Regions from separate parts of the Mus musculus genome. Here all the other regions are linked to region 2. The links are chromatin loops, found by intact Hi-C in ENCODE. Cell type or tissue: heart. All regions are shown on one strand.

Region 1 (5,000 bases), 380 kb before region 2:
GACAGGGAAGAGGCCCAGCATAGAGGCAAAGCTGAGGAAGGCCACGGGGCAGTAGAGGAGGCCATCTGCAAAGATGAGCCAGGCCACGTGGCGCACCATGGCGCAGTCCCACACGGCCTCAAAGTCACCCCGTGGCAGGTCACAGTAGAGCTTGATGTAGGCGCCGGCCACCACCAGGAAGCAGAGCGAGTTCATCATCACCAGGGCTACAGCGAAGCCCAGGGCAGCCGGCCGGCCCTCGGGTGGGGCGTAGGGCAGGCAGAGTGGGGAGGCGCCATACTCTCCCACCGAGGCCAGCGGCAGTGCTGCGGCCAGCCCGGCCAGCGCCAGGCATCCCAGTGCGCCTGCGCGGACGCTGCCAGGCGACGGCGCCTTCCCGTAGGCTCGGACGCAGGTCACGGAGATGCTGCACTGCACGGCCGCCAGTGTGAGCAGCAGCACCGACGCCTCTGAACCCAGGACAGCCAGGAAGCCCGTAGCCTGGCAGCCCAGACCGCTCTCCCAGCGGGCTCCATACTCAGCGAACTGACCATAGGTCAAGGCGTCCACCGAGGCCAGGAGACCACAGGAAATGCCCGACAGGGCGTTGGCGCCTGCCATCGCACCCACCACAAGCTTGACGGGGGACAGCGGGCTGGGTCCGCTGGCAAAGACTGTCAGCAGCACCAGCCCGTTACAGAGTACGGAGAGTAACACGATGGCCCACACAGCAAGGCGGATGCCCCAGCTCTCAAAGAGGTGCTCGCAGGGCTTGAAGGGGCCTGTGTGAGAGAGGAGCAGAGATAGATGTAAGCCCAGAGCCAGAGCTGCCAGAACCCAGCTCACTGGTAAAGCCATGATCAGACAACTCCTAACTCAAAGGAGACCAACAGGAGAGAATTTCTGTCTCAGAAATAGAGACTTGAAAACTCGAAAAAACAAAAACAAAACAAAAACCTCCCGAAAGGAAAAAAAAAAAAAAAAAACCTCCCGAAAATGGGGTGGGAGAACTAAGAGGAAGCTGGGAAGAAAAATACACAGAAATAGATGCGTGATGCAGTGCAAACCCAGACCCGAGGAAATGCTAAGAAATTTAGTCTTCCTAAAGGAACACGATTTGGAGAGATAGAAGGAACAAACTGTCCGACAGAAGCGAAGAGACGTTCAGGCGAGAGCAAAGGCAGAGTGAGGCGCTGTCCAGAGTCAACTACTTTATGGTGGTGACTCTGCCCAAGCCATCATTGACATTTCCACGGTTGGTCGAGAAGTCCTGAGTAGACTTATTAGGCTGGTTCTCCCTTGCTTTGAGTACACTTCATGTTTATCGTGCAATCAGTATTTGGAAGACAAAGGGCATAATCGAAATATAGAAAACTTTGCCAAGTATAGCAGTTCCCATCTATAATCTCAACACTTAGGGAGCTGAGGCAGGAGGGGATGTGTGTGAGGCTAGCCTGAGATGATAGTGAGACCCTAACTAAAAACAAAGAAAAAATACTTTGAACTTCTCAAATTTTCCAACTGGACCCCAGAGTAGATTGGTCAGATCCTGGCGTCTTTCCATCTCTTTCCCCAATGCTATTCTTAAGTCACCTTGTAACTTTTGGGCATAGTATTTCTTCATTTCCTTTGGCTCTAGACTTGTTTTTCAATGTATTGCTAGGTGGCTGGGGAATTTAACAGATTTCTGTGGGAGCTATTTTAGAAAACATTTTTCTGATTATGAAATAATAGGTGGAAATTTGAAAATATAGCATGGCAAAATTTAAACTGTATGGCCTCACCTCTCAAATAGAACTCCTTATTTTGGCATATTTCCTTTTAGGTTTTATATATATATTTAAAATAAGTTGGGATTTTATTCTCCTTAAATTAAGCTTTGCATGCTCCCTTACAATCTCAAAAAACAAAACAAAACAAAACAAAAAAAGACCCCACATATTTTTAATGGCTGTATAACTATTCCGCATCAATTTATCTGACAATTTGTGTGAGCTATTTTAAAAGCAAGTTCAAGTTGGACCTTGTTTTCCAGAACTTTCTCTTTCACCTCATCCTTGTTTGTTGCTGATTTTCAGACATGAAATTCTCGAGGCAGAGCCACTGAAGCACCGGTTTCCTAGCAAAATACACGTCTGCTTCTTTCCCTCATCCACCACTAGAGGGTGCACTTTGCCGCTAAGCGCTAAAAGCTTGTCAGAAGCAAGGTCAAGGCTGAAAGCTTTCTGGGCAAAGAAAGGTTTTAAGCCAAAGAAATCTGGAAATCTGGAAAACGAAGGTGGGATGAAATAAAAACAGCTAACTGTTTGTAATTTTGTGTTTATTTTGAACATCTCTTGGCCCACACAGCACTGTGCTGTCTTCTGGCATGGCCTGCTGGTGTTTTAATGTTTTGGTTTGGCTTTTTTGAGACAGGTCCCCACTATGTAGCTCTGGATGTCCTGGAACTCGAGACGTAGACCAGGCTGGCCTCAAACTTAGAGATCTGTGTGCCTCTGTGTCCTGAGTACTGGGATTAAAGGCACACACTACCATTCCTGGCTCCGTTCACATTTTATACACAGGGAAGGGACTCTACTCACTTAAAATCGAACAAATGAAAAACTTAGGTTGTTTGGCATCAAGAAAAAAGAGCCCCTCCCCTTTCTTTCCAGCAACCTGGCTCTCATGGCCCCAGGTTAGACTCCAGAGGAGGCTTTCCTGGCTCTAAGGAAGTACTTTAGGAATTATCCAAAATTGTTCCACTCTAGAAGACGTTAGTAAAGAGATTTCACTCTTCTCGGGATAGAGCAGGTGATCTTTCAGAGCTTCTCCTGGCCCTATGAGTCTGTGGTATGTGTGTGTGTTTGAGGGCATGCTCAAAAAGTAGCCCCAGCAATGACATCAAGACATCCCTCACTTCTCTTCTTCTCTCTCCCATGAGAACAACTTACTCCTAGATGCATAACCTTTGATTTGGCTGAATTGGGAAGGCTGCTTGACCTTTCCCAACCCTGCTGCTTCCCCTGTATAGACACCAAGAGAAAAAAATTCCAACCCCTCCTGACAGGGATTATACCCCACCTCACCCCCGCAGGTTGAGCTTTGGGCAAAGAAAATATCTGCAACATAGACTGTAGACACGCTAAAGTGGTTTCTCACCCAGGCAATCGGGTGTCTGCTCCCCAGCCCCCCAGCCCTCCAGCTCCATCTCACCTGGAACAGGGCTGCACTGGACACTGGGGTGTGGCTTTGAGTCCTCTGTCCCCATCTGGAGCTCATCCAGGTCTAGGTCATCTAAGAAGGGAAGACAGAATATGTCTAGAGTTCTGGGTGTCTGTGTCTGCCATTAAAGCTCCACTTTTAACTGACAAAAGTTAATGTCTTTTATTTAAGCTGCTATCTCTCTATCTAACTGTTCAACACTGCTTATTCAACAGCCCTGCTATTTCTACTCTTGGGTGCCAGCATTTGGACAGCTACATGTTCTCCACTTGCGGGTATTGTATACATCTAGTTCTCTGCAAGGGACATTTCACTCTCCGCTATTCTGCATTTCCTTGTGCCTAGTCATCTTTAGCCCATGAGTGCTACACAGAGTGTGGCTCGTGGCTGATCTAATAAAGAGAGCTAGTGATGACACAGTTCTTCTTCAAACTGTCCCGTGGTTACATAGTTCCTCCTCGAGCTAGCCTATCATTGCTGTTCCATGTCCTATTATGAACACCGCACATGAAGAAGAATGTTGGAAACTGGGAGAAAGTGGTACATGCCTTGAGTCCCAGCACTGGGGAGGCTGAGGCAGGTGGATTTCTCTGAGTTCAAGGCCAGTCTGGTCTAGAGAGTGAGATCAAAGACAGCCGGGGGTGGGGGGGGAGAAAGAGGTGGTGGTGGGAGGAGGAGGAGGAATGTTGATGCTGGGCATGGGAGGACATGCCTGTGATTTCAGGATTTGTTAGGTAGAGGGAGTTCAGGAGTTCAAGGTCATCTTCACCTACAAAGCAAGTGTGAAGTAAGTCTGGGCTACATGAAACCTTTCTCAATAGCAAACATGAAGACTTGAGTTCAGAGCCTCAGCAGACACATGAAAGCCAGGCACAGTGGCATGCATCTGTGCCCTAGCACAGGTGGGACCCACAGATGGAGAGGACGGGGTTGAGATGGGGAGGCTGGGGTTGAGGGAGACAGGAGGATCCCTCTATCTCCCAGCCAATCAGTCTAGCCAATCCGTGATCTCTGGCCTCAGTGGAAGGCCTAGTCTTAGAACATAAGGTGGAAAGCAATAGAGGAAGACGTGCCCTATAGCCACATAAATCTATATACACACACACACACACACACACACACACACACACACACACACACACACACACGGTTTCTGCACTGAGGCTGATGTCTGAGATCTTATCAGCTCCCTCCATCACAGGAGAAGAAGTGGATGACTTTGCTTGGCCTCCCCCATCTTTGGCTCACAAAGTCAGGTTCCTGTGTAGCCCTTTCCTCCCCGCTTACACAGGTAAGCATCTGCTAGGAGTTTCCCAGAAGACTGGAATATTGTGGAGCTGCCCTTGACCTAGCCAGCTTCAGGGCGGGTGGAAGGCCAGAGTGTCCCCACTGTGTCCTGGCATTTCCTTTTCCTCCTCTACCTTTCATTCCCCACCTGCCCACTTGCTCCAGAAAGGATTTCAGTGACTCTTTAAAATCAAAATGCCTGAATGAAATACAAGAGGTGAGACCTACAGACCGTCTGAGCTGGGAAAGTCACGGCCAAGGTGTTAAGTAACCACTCTTCAAATGAGGAGGAAATCGAATCTGGCTGCAACAGCAGCTCCTGGCTTTCTTTCTGCTCCTTTGCTTTCACAGGAAGTAGGGGGCCCTGCCCCAGCTCCTGTTACAGGCAGCAGGCAGCCCACTAACTCAACAGGCCCGTGGTTCTCCAAGACCTAAACCCAGCGGAAAGTTTCACCTTGTGGAAGGAAAATTTCCATTTCTCTTTCCAGCCCCCTTTTACTCCCCCAAGGAGTATGCAGCAGACATCCGGG
Region 2 (5,000 bases):
GTCCCTGTCCACCATGGGAGAGCATGAGACCTGGACCACGCTCGAGGGAGGACACCTCATCTCTTCTCCCTTTCCTTTTCTTGTCTCTGAGGCCCTTCAAAAATTGCTTTGAAACCTGGAGCTGAAGTGTCCGGACAAGAGGAGTCCTTTAAGCACGTCACAGAGAAGATGGCACTGCCCAGAGCCCATGTAGCAGGCATGCTGCCAAAGGCTTATGATGCAGAAAAGATGTCTCCCAGGGACCACATTTGGACCCCAGCCTCACTGTCCCCAGGGCCAGGATTCAGGTCTCTGAGGAGCCCTTGGGCAAAGTTGCTGGGCCAGTGGCACTCTATGGGACAGTGGTAGAGGCTGGAGGGGATGAAAGTCCAAAGGCAAAGTAGGAGGGCAGAGGATACTACAAACCCTCCACCTGATATGCCTGGGCAGCAGGCATGGTTGGACAGTGCCTGAGAGAGGGTAGGCTCCAGATGGGAGTAGAAAGACAGACAGACAGCAGCTGGACCTGAAGGGTTGATGCCAAAGCAGACATTTTCTTCACATCACCTGCTGCTGTATAAATAGCTATATATCTGTTTTTCCATAAGATTTTGATAATATATACAAACCTTTAGCTTCAAGTGGCTATACCTCACCTTTTTTCATGTTAATGGTCCTAATGTTCCCAATGGTCCCAGGTTCCCTAAAAGGCCTCCCAAAGCTCAGGGTCCCTGGCAAGCCATTCAAGGTGACAGTAGACATCATCCCTAGAGTCCGTGTACCACTACAGAAAGGGCAGTCTGGGGGGAAGCTTGAATTCTTGAGACAACCTTGTGACCTGGTGTTCCAGGTCTGTTCCTCAGCCAGTCTCTCTGCCTCGTATCTGTGCCCAGAACTGTTCTCAGGGGCTGAGAGTCACACAGGGCCCCGGGATGGCTATATTAGGCACGTTCAGGAATGATCATTCCGTGACTCTTCCTACTGTAGGCTCAGGGCCAGCTCTTCACAGCAGTTACAGGCGAAGGAAGGCAGAGTGAGTCAGAGTGACTCAGGGAAGGACAGCTCCTGCACCCAGTGTGACTTAGGGCCAGAGGTACCTCTCCACCCCCAGCATCCCCTGCTGGAGGCAGAGCCACCACAGCCATCACCGGGGGTACATGGAATACTGTCCCAACTAGGGATGAAACTCAGAGTCAGGTTCCACGCCCAGCACAGAGGCCCTGTTTTCCATCCCCGGCACGATTTCTTTCTGATTTACTGCCCTGACGGTAACTGTGCCACCATGAAACTGCCACCTTGGTTCTGGGTCACAGACAGGTGCTCTGCCTTTTTGTTTCTCTTTTTGTTTCTTTTTTTCTTTTTCTTCAGTTAGCAGAGAGCAAAGCCATTGGAATATGGGTGGGGTCCCACCTCCCTAAGGAAGTAGGGTAGCTGTTATAGGGTCTGGCTCAAATCAGAGAGGGCTAACTCATATCCCAGGGTACACTCTGATCCCATTCCTTCCCAACCCGTCTATCTACTGCTCAAGTAATGGGCTGGCCCAGGGGAGGAGAGATACCAGCGCTGGTTCCCAGATCGCAAAGAGTATGCTTTGGAGTCAAGCCCATGAGCTTTCATCTGATGGTGCAGGGCACTAGCTAGATGCTTAAGGGTGCTTCTGCTTATCTTCCAACTCTGTGATGTGGAAGCCAATCGCCTCGATGTTTTGCAGATAGAGTTAATCAGCTGCACGTGGGTACATGACGAATAAGAGGTAGGGCTGAGGTCTTAACTCCTCTCTGCTGCTGAAAAAACGGACCAGTGATAGTTTTTCACAATGACATTGGAAGCCAAATGGAACTAGTTTTACATATATAAATATATAATTTCCTCTTTTCTATGTAGTCCTGGCTAACATAGAACTCCTAATGTAGAGCAGGCTAACTTCGAACTCTTGAAGATCTGTTTGCCTCTGCGGGGATTAAAGGTGTGTGCTACCACACCGGGCCAGTCTCCAGACTTTAAGTCTCCTTTAGAACCTTTCACCTTTGCATGTTTTTGTTTGTTTGTCTGTTTGTTTGTTTACTTAACTGGAAACACGATTTAGACTGGGCTGGGGGCTGGGAGCACACACACTTCCCAACTCTCTGCTTCCCAGAGCCAATTAGGCCTGGGATGACGTAATCATTTCTAAGTGCGTTTAAACTTGATGTGGGAGCGCAGCGCCACCTCGAGGAAAACTGCAACCCAGGCTCTTCTACTCCTCAGAGCAGCCTGGCTCTGGCGGCGGGAGGTCAAAGAAGAGCAGAGAGGGGGAAGGGACTCCAGCCCCACCCTACGCGACTGTCCTTGTCTTGCAAGACCCACCCGAGGTGCGGAGCGGATGCTTGAGCTCAGGACCCGCGGGATTCACAGAAGTGTTTCTGTCCGCTCCGCGAGTTCTGCTGTCCGCCTCTGGCTCCTGAGCCCGGAGTCACGCGTCTAGTGGATTTTTCCTTCCTAAAACCAAGGAAGGTCAGAACTAGCAATAGAAAAGATCTATGCCCATCTACCACCTACGTTTTAATAGGGGGCGGGGGAGGGGCGGAGCGGAGAGGTTCAAAGAAAGCAAATGATTCATTCAAGTTAATGAATCTAGACTCAACGCCAAGTCGTCGTCGTCGTCCCCCGCCCCCCCCCCCATCCCCAGGGAGAGCAGGTCATCTAGATCCAGGAGAAGCAACACCTGACCTCAGCCTTTCCCAGCATCCTCTTCAGCATCTACCTCCTCTGTTCTTTCCAAGGTTCCATTGCAGGTCTACTGCCCCCAAACCGAGAAGTTCCTCCTCCTGCTCTCGTTTCGCTCCACTTTCCCTGGCCAGAGAGGGGGACCTAGAGCGGGCCTAGGACCAGTGTCTGTCTGGCACGTGGACACGGGCAGTTAGCTAGGCTTTTATATCTCACTTTGTCCCTGGAGCTCAACGTATGACCTATGACAATCAAAGGGCTCCGGTCTCAGGGCCGAGCCGGGAACTCCATGCTTACTTGGCCACTGTTGAGGAGTAGGATCTGGACACGGGCCACTCAGAGACCAAGCTTTTCTGGAAAACCAAGTTCTCTTGTCGCCATCTGGAGGACCGAGCACAACCTTCACCCCTGAGAGCAGATGCTATCCAGCTGAAATCAACCTGCGAGTCAGGCACCAAGGGTGCTGCACTCATTGGGAGGCCCGTCAGTGCCCAAAAACCCTTCTCCCCTTCTGGAACTCCCTCCTCCTCCCCTCTTCCTTTCCTTCCCCTCCTTCCCTCATAGCCAGAAAGACTTTTTTTGTCCAGGTGCCTCCCTTCTAGTCAAACACCCTGCGTCCTCCTCTTCCTTAGCTTTCCCTTGGCCCCGCTGTATTCCCACATTGTCTTTTGCTCTAGCCCTCTCCCCTCCCAGAACCCAAACCCCTTGGAGCTCTGCCAACCCTACCCCTGACAAACACTCACACCTGAACAGGTCCATGTTTGTCTAGGGTTGTGCGTGCTTCAGCTGAGAAGCAAGCCCAGGGTCTCATACAGTGTATAGGCCTATTGATTGATTGATTGATTGGTTGATTACATAAAGCCACCCCTCCTCTTCAACTAGATTCCTATACCACCCCCGAGGCTGTTCGGGGTCTCCTCCTATCCCAGCAAGGCCACAGTTACATCACTGGGGTCCCCTAGTTCTTAAGTGTCCCTCCTGCATCCACTCTCTTTCTCTTTCTGGCGTGTGTAGTTTTTCAGGATTGCTAAGTGATGGGAAGGGGCAAACATAGCGAGTTAGGCTTCCCCAGGCCTTTCTGGGCTCTGTTTACTCCTCAATGAGACACACAGACACACACAGCGGACTGGAAATTAAGAGTATCTGAGGGAGATGGAGTGTTATCCTCGATGGGACTCTGCAGCTCCTCCCCCCCCCCCGCCCCCCAGCACTGGAATGCTTCCTCTTTCTTCTTAGAATTCTTATTTCCGGTGCTTTGCTGTGTTAAATAGCCCTTCTCCCCCTGCAGCTCTGGCTGGGGCAAACCTATACTATATCCTATACTACAAAGCCACTTGTCATAGGGTCCCAGATTGCTGACTCAAGGGCAATGTATTCCGTCACATACTTCGACATCATGCTCTTCTGTGACAAGGTTCAGGGGGTAAATTCATGTACCCCTTGATTTCACTGAGGAGAGGGAACCTGTGAATTCACTCAGGGGCAGACCCCTGCTCTAGGGAGTCTATGACTCGGACCCCCAGGTTCTGACTTCTGGGCTATGTGAATCTGAAGTAATGCCCCCTGGATGTATGGCTACAGAGGGCCCTGGGGACCTTGTGAGGATAATGGCTCTGCCTAGAACCTAGGAGGCTGCTGGAAGCCAGAAACTTGAGGCTGCACTGGGCTAGATTTCCTGAGGATGGATTGGAAAAAAAAAAAAAAAAAGGGCTGACCTTAGAGAACTGGGGGTAGGGGCATTGGATAAGTTGGCATTTCCCTACTTGAATTAAAACTATTAAGAATGGTCTCAGGGTGACTCTTAGTACAGGGCACTTAGCTATCATGCCTGGGGCTCCCACAGACCATCTATCCCAGCATCCCCAAACCTCAAAACTTCCTGCAATTGTCACCAGATGTCTTGAGAGCACAAAGACTATGACTTCAAGGATCACAGCAAGGGAAGATGGGCAGACAGCTCTGTGTTACTCCCAGGTCACCTCTTCTAGGTAGCCTTCACAGTCTTTATACCTAGCTTCCGTGGACCGGGACACTGCCCTGTAGAATCTGACACCTTAGCATCCTGTGAGGATCAAGCCGGCAAGTACCTTACACCACACCTCTGTATGTTGGCTCCAGGTCCTGGGCCTCTTCTGATCAGGAAGGAAGGACGGACTCATAGTTTCGATTCCATTATATATCATCCTCTTGACAGCTATTATCCCCATTCTATACATGAAGACACTCAGAGGCAAGCTCAAGGTCAGACAGTGAAGAGACCCAGATTGGAAGGTAAGTGTTCTTGGATGGAGAGGTGTCTTTATATAGCTGGTAAT
Region 3 (5,000 bases), 260 kb before region 2:
CCAATCGGTGGGAGTCCATTCTCTCCATCACCATATGTGTCCCAGAGATTGAGCCCAGGTTATCAGGTTTGGCACCAAGCACTGGTGCCCATTGAGCTTCTGACAGCCCAGCGCCCCCTTTTGTTACTTAGGGTTTTTTTGTTACTTTTGTTTCTTGAGTCAGGATCTCCTGTAGCCCAGGCTAGCCTCACCCTTGCTATGTAGCTAAGGATGATCTTGAGTTCGGATCTTCTTGTCTTTACATCCTGAGTGCTGGGATTCCAGTCATGGGCTACCATGCATAGTCTATGCGCTATTAGGGGATCAAACCCTGGACCGGGATATCATGCATACAAGGCAAGAATTCTACAAACTGACTACCTCCCAGGACCCATAAAGCTTTCCTTCCACTTCTTCACCGAAGCAGACCATCGGACCCTTGCATACGGCTAAGAACCAAGTTAGCCAATGAGAAACCTGGCTACTGCTGCCATGGGCGTGGCCTGTATAAAAGAAAGGAAGACAGTGCAGGAATGGGGGAAACTTGACAGGTTCAACCAGAGCCACCCCTGGTTCCTTACTTAAGGGTCACAGTGTGGCATTAGCACCTCTACTCTGGCAAGGAGCCTACAGTGACTGAGGATAGCCCCTGGAGATAGACAAGGGGGTCCAGTGGCAGATGAGAAAAATGGAGAAAGAACAATAAGTAAATAGGGCTCAGCATCGCAGGATGTTAGGAGTAGTTTGAATATACTTGGCCCAGGGAGTGGCACTATTTGGAGATATGGCCTTGTTGGAGGAAGTGTGTCACCGTGGGCATAGGCTTTAAGGACCCTCATCCTAGCTGCCTGGAAGCCAGTTCTCTGTTTATCTTTGAAACAAGATGTAGATTTCTCAGCTCCTCCAGTGCCATGCCTGCCTGAACACCGCCATGCGAACCACATTGATGATAATGGACGGAACCTCTGAACCTGTAAGCCAGCCCCAATTAAATCATGTCCTTTATAAGAGCTACCTTGGTCATGGTGTCTGTTCACAGCAATGGAAACCGTAACTAAGACAGGTAGAAAGTTTGATGTCTGAATACACTGGAAAAGCAGAAGGTTAGAGAACAGGGAATAGCTGGGAATAGTCAAGAGTATGCCAGCTTTAGCCAACAGGCTTAGCTAGACCAAGCTCCGGCTGTCACCCATGCCCTAGATTGAAGGATGCAGAAGCAGACACAACCATGAGTTTGACCATGTCTCTTTATTCCCAGACTCTGCCCTTTGACAGCGTGAGGCCGATAGATCTGTTCTCCTGGGGAAGCCAGGCCTGGGTGGATTTGCTGGAACGTGATGCCTAGCAGGGCACAGGTCACTTCCTAGCTCGGGGCAGCCTGTTCCTCAATGCGCTGTTCAGACAGTTGTAGAGGTAGATATACTGCTCCTGGTTAGACACAGGCAAGAAACCTTACCTACTTGCCCAAACCTGACAGAGAAGGCTCCCAGGGTTCTCCTAACCCCTACTCCTTCTGGACAGGGCACGGTGGTCCACAGAGCCACCTAGTGGTGACCTGGATGTGGTAACCTAATAGTCATCTGTGGCTGGGACAAGACCAGGCCTGTCTTTGATCCCTTTCACAGTAAGCCCCTCCCTCTTTGCCTCTCACCAGCGTTGGGGTCTTAAGGCCACAGGCCTGTGTCTGCTTCAGGGCCACACTGAAGACATCCACTGTGCGCTCGGTCCCTGCTTGCTGTAGCAGCTGTTCCATAGCCAAGAAGGTGCCCAGCTGGTATGTGACCTTGCTGTAAGTGACCTAGAGTTAGATGTGGGACCTCTGGAGATGGGGTAGTGTCCAGGCACATGGGGAAACCAAGATTAGTTCTAAGGACTAGGAAATAATGCTAGGCACTTGATTGGCCAGCCAGGCTAGAGAGAGCCCTACCAAATCCCTGCAAATGGAGCAGAAGAGACGGAGCCTTGGGAGACCCTTTGACCCATAACCCAAGTTAACACATGACGTTTGTCGATGGCACCTGGAGTGACTGAGCAGGGTCCCTGGCTTCTTGCTATTGCCCCGGGAGCAGCACTGGCCCACAGCATCAAGGAAGGTCAGTAGGGTGTTAGCTGGGAGCTCACTCCCAGTCTGGCAGTGTGGAAACTGCAGGCATTGAACCTGCCTTTCCGTCCCACTGTCCCCCTGGAGGAAGGGCAATACCAGCATTAGTGCTCCAGGAGGGTGGCAGAGGGAAGTCAGCATGGGATTCTCATATCACTGCCCTCTGCCCCAAGCCCTGAGATCTCAACACCTACATGTATAACTCTGATGAGGGTACTGGGCCAGCCAGCTGTGTTGCTCTCAGCCACTCTGTGCACTGTCACCATGTCTGTGACAATAGGCTGCATCTCCATTGGCCAGATGTCTTGTGGCTAGGACCAAAACAGTCAGCTTCCAAAATTTCCACCCATGCCCTAGCTGAACAGCAAACAACACCATATACTACTCCTCTCCCCGCCCCGTTCCTGGAGCAACACATACTGTCCCTCCACTCGCCTCACCTTCTCCTTGGTATCAGGCAGACCCAGGGAGACAAGCACATAGGCGCCATGTTCCCACACCATTTCCCAGAGTTCCTTTGGTCCGGCCGAGCCAGTCAGCACCACATGGTCGCGACCAGACGGCCCACCCTGCAGAGCACAGTTTGTTGGTTCCCAGGGATTAAGGAGTCTCCTGACCATAGTCCATCTGTGCTATAAGCCCCTAGGACCCAGCCCCAACCCCAGGCAGGGAAGCACAAATAATCAAGCAGGGCTGCAGGCTCAGCATCGTCTCACAGGGAAGAGTGAGGCTGCCAGCATGTTATCAGCTGGGCTCTCCTCCACCAGGGCCAACTGCTCCTGAGAATGATGACCTGAGAGAAGATGAAGAGGATGAAGTTGCCAGGGGTCTCACAGTCGGCATTTGCTCCACCCCAATCAACGTTGTATCCCGTGAGACTCACAGGAGGCGATGCTGTTCTGATTATAGTCAGGAGAGGGCAGCAGAGAGCCAGTCTCATCCTTGATGGCCTGCTTCAGGAGCTGGGAAAGAGATGGATGGACATGGTAAGGTTGGGCAGGGAGAACTGTTCCATGGTTACTCACTCCTCAGCTCAAAGTATACCCTGTACTCCTTCAAGAAACCGGCATTGGCATTGGCTGCCCTCTTGGCACAAGCTTGTGCAAAATTCATCACAGGGATGGGGCCGGAGCTGGAGGAGGGAGGAGAGAGAAAGCACTTGGTTGTCTAGCCCCTGCTTCCGGGCCTCTCTGCTGGGTCTAGTGCTTAGGAGCTCAGAGCCTAGCGGGAAGCACAGGACACCAGTGCCCACCTGCCTGGACCTAAGGGTAGCTGACTTACTCTGAGGCGTCAGAGGGCCCTTCCAGAATCTTGTTCAGCAGGCAGCTGTGCAGGAAGATGTATTGACTCTGCAGAAAGAGGGCACTGACGTGCTAAGTGGCCTCCGTCCCGGTGGGAAGTAGCCCTGGTCCCAACCCACAGGCAGGAGTGTAGCAAGTGGGGCTGGAGAGTCCTGAGCTGTCTGTCTACAGTGTCAAGGGTGTCGGGGGCCAATACCTTCTCTCCTTTTACAGAAAGGCGGGTGGCAGTCAGGGTAAGATGATAGCCTAGGTGTGACCCTCACCCCTTGCTCTTCCACATGCTCCCATGAGCAACTTTTCCCGCTCTCGTGAAGCTGCCTACCCTCTCCCACTCCTTTGGGTCTAAGCCGCCCAGACCAATACATGGGGCCCTCACCAAGGTCTGGATCATGAGGGGCCGGTGCAGCCGGAGTATGTACACAGTGTTGAACACATCGACCACCTGTTCTTCCTCTAGTTGTCGCAACAGGCGTAAGAGAGCCACAAAGGTGCCTGTCCTGCCCACACCCGCACTGTAGGGACAGCCCATGAACACTAAGCATGGGAAGGGAAGGGCTCCTAGAAACCCAGATCCCTTCCCCTGCCCAAGGCCAGCCGGGACCCTCCACCTCACCCCTGCCGCTGGTCCTCACCTGCAATGCACCAGGATGGGCCCCTTGCCCTGAGTTGCCTTCACCTCCTCCTGCACCAGTTCCACAAAAGCAAGCAGAGAGCTGGGAGCCTCGGGGACACTGTGGTCTGGCCAGGTCGTGAACTGCAGCTGCTTCACGTGCCTCTGTTTTTGCTCTGCACCCTGGGGAGGGTGGTGAAAGGGCTGTGCTCATTTTCTGAATGCCAGGGCCTCTTACTAACCTCAGAAACCTTCCTCACCAACTCTTTTTTTTTTTTTTTTTTTTTTTTTTTAAAGATTTATTTATTATATGTAAGTACACTGTAGCTGTCTTCAGACACTCCAGAAGAGGGAGCCAGATCTCATTACGGGTGGTTGTGAGCCACCATGTGGTTGCTGGGATTTGAACTCCGGACCTTCGGAAGAGCAGTCGGGTGCTCTTACCCGCTGAGCCATCTCACCAGCCCCTCACCAACTCTTTAAGGGCAGAGGCAAGCTCCTGCTTCACAGTACGGGACATTAGCCCATGCCCTTGCCCTGGTGTGGACCTCTGATCCTCCTCTAGTCTCTTGGTGTATCTCTACCTCCCAAAGATGGCCAGGCAGGGAGGCTATTCTTGTCTCTGGCTTTTCTGGTTCTAAGAGGTCACAGCATGTGGGAACAAGAAGGAGGTTAGAGGGAATGAGGATCTTTGAGCCCAGCATAAGGTAGAAGGACCCGCTCTTTCTTTCCATCAGTGTGATCTTGGCTCAGCCTTTAGCCTTCGCTGTGTCTTCTGACCCCCTCCCCACATGCTATCCCATCCTGTGCCCAAGAGCATATGGCCCCCATCAGGAGCAGGTCATGTGGAACAGGAGGGGAGTCTCAGCTTTAGTGCCCCTCCCACCAGCCCTGTCCCCTGGGCACACACGTGCTGCAGCTGGAATTCCCTCCTGGTCCACTCATCCTCAGATTCCTCTGCCAGGAGGTGGGTGGTGATGTGACCGTGGGTGACAGGCGTGGAGTTGAC

Evidence for each region. Hi-C counts contacts between places; a loop is a spot of excess contacts. Peaks named below come from ENCODE experiments on the same cell type or tissue, not always from the same donor. Only the 100,000 strongest peaks of a DNase experiment are listed, where the experiment ranks them.
Region 1: a loop joins it to region 2, with 2.7 times the contacts of the local background. A loop is called at or near these places in 10 of 42 quality-filtered maps.
Region 3: it touches region 2 in a loop (6-fold over the local background); 3 of 42 quality-filtered maps call a loop at or near these places.

Annotation. Positions count from the first base shown.
Region 1 is chr1:134,987,431-134,992,430 of GRCm38, forward strand. Lgr6 (leucine-rich repeat-containing G protein-coupled receptor 6) reads right to left here. Exons shown (of 18, transcript NM_001033409.3): 17 at 3,175-3,255; 18 at 1-761. Among named protein-coding and RNA genes, the nearest start is that of Ube2t, 27 kb to the left of the region's middle. In heart, a CTCF peak has its summit at 2,131 (motif pointing right); a DNase peak (open chromatin) is centred at 341; H3K4me3 peaks cover 906 bases; H3K27ac peaks cover 1,400 bases; H3K27me3 peaks cover 2,618 bases.
Region 2 is chr1:135,366,211-135,371,210 of GRCm38, forward strand. It overlaps Lmod1 (leiomodin 1 (smooth muscle)), which reads left to right. Exons shown (of 3, transcript NM_053106.2): 3 at 1-1,855. It also overlaps a transcript of Shisa4 not described here. Among named protein-coding and RNA genes, the nearest start is that of Shisa4, 6.4 kb to the right of the region's middle. In heart, CTCF peaks have their summits at 2,196 (motif pointing left) and 3,071 (motif pointing left); DNase peaks (open chromatin) are centred at 2,211 and 2,931; H3K4me3 peaks cover 1,322 bases; H3K27ac peaks cover 1,547 bases; H3K27me3 peaks cover 1,147 bases.
Region 3 is chr1:135,107,289-135,112,288 of GRCm38, forward strand. It overlaps the pseudogene Ptprv. Among named protein-coding and RNA genes, the nearest start is that of Lgr6, 4.5 kb to the left of the region's middle. In heart, CTCF peaks have their summits at 1,532 (motif pointing left) and 2,990 (motif pointing right); a DNase peak (open chromatin) is centred at 2,963; H3K27me3 peaks cover 2,333 bases.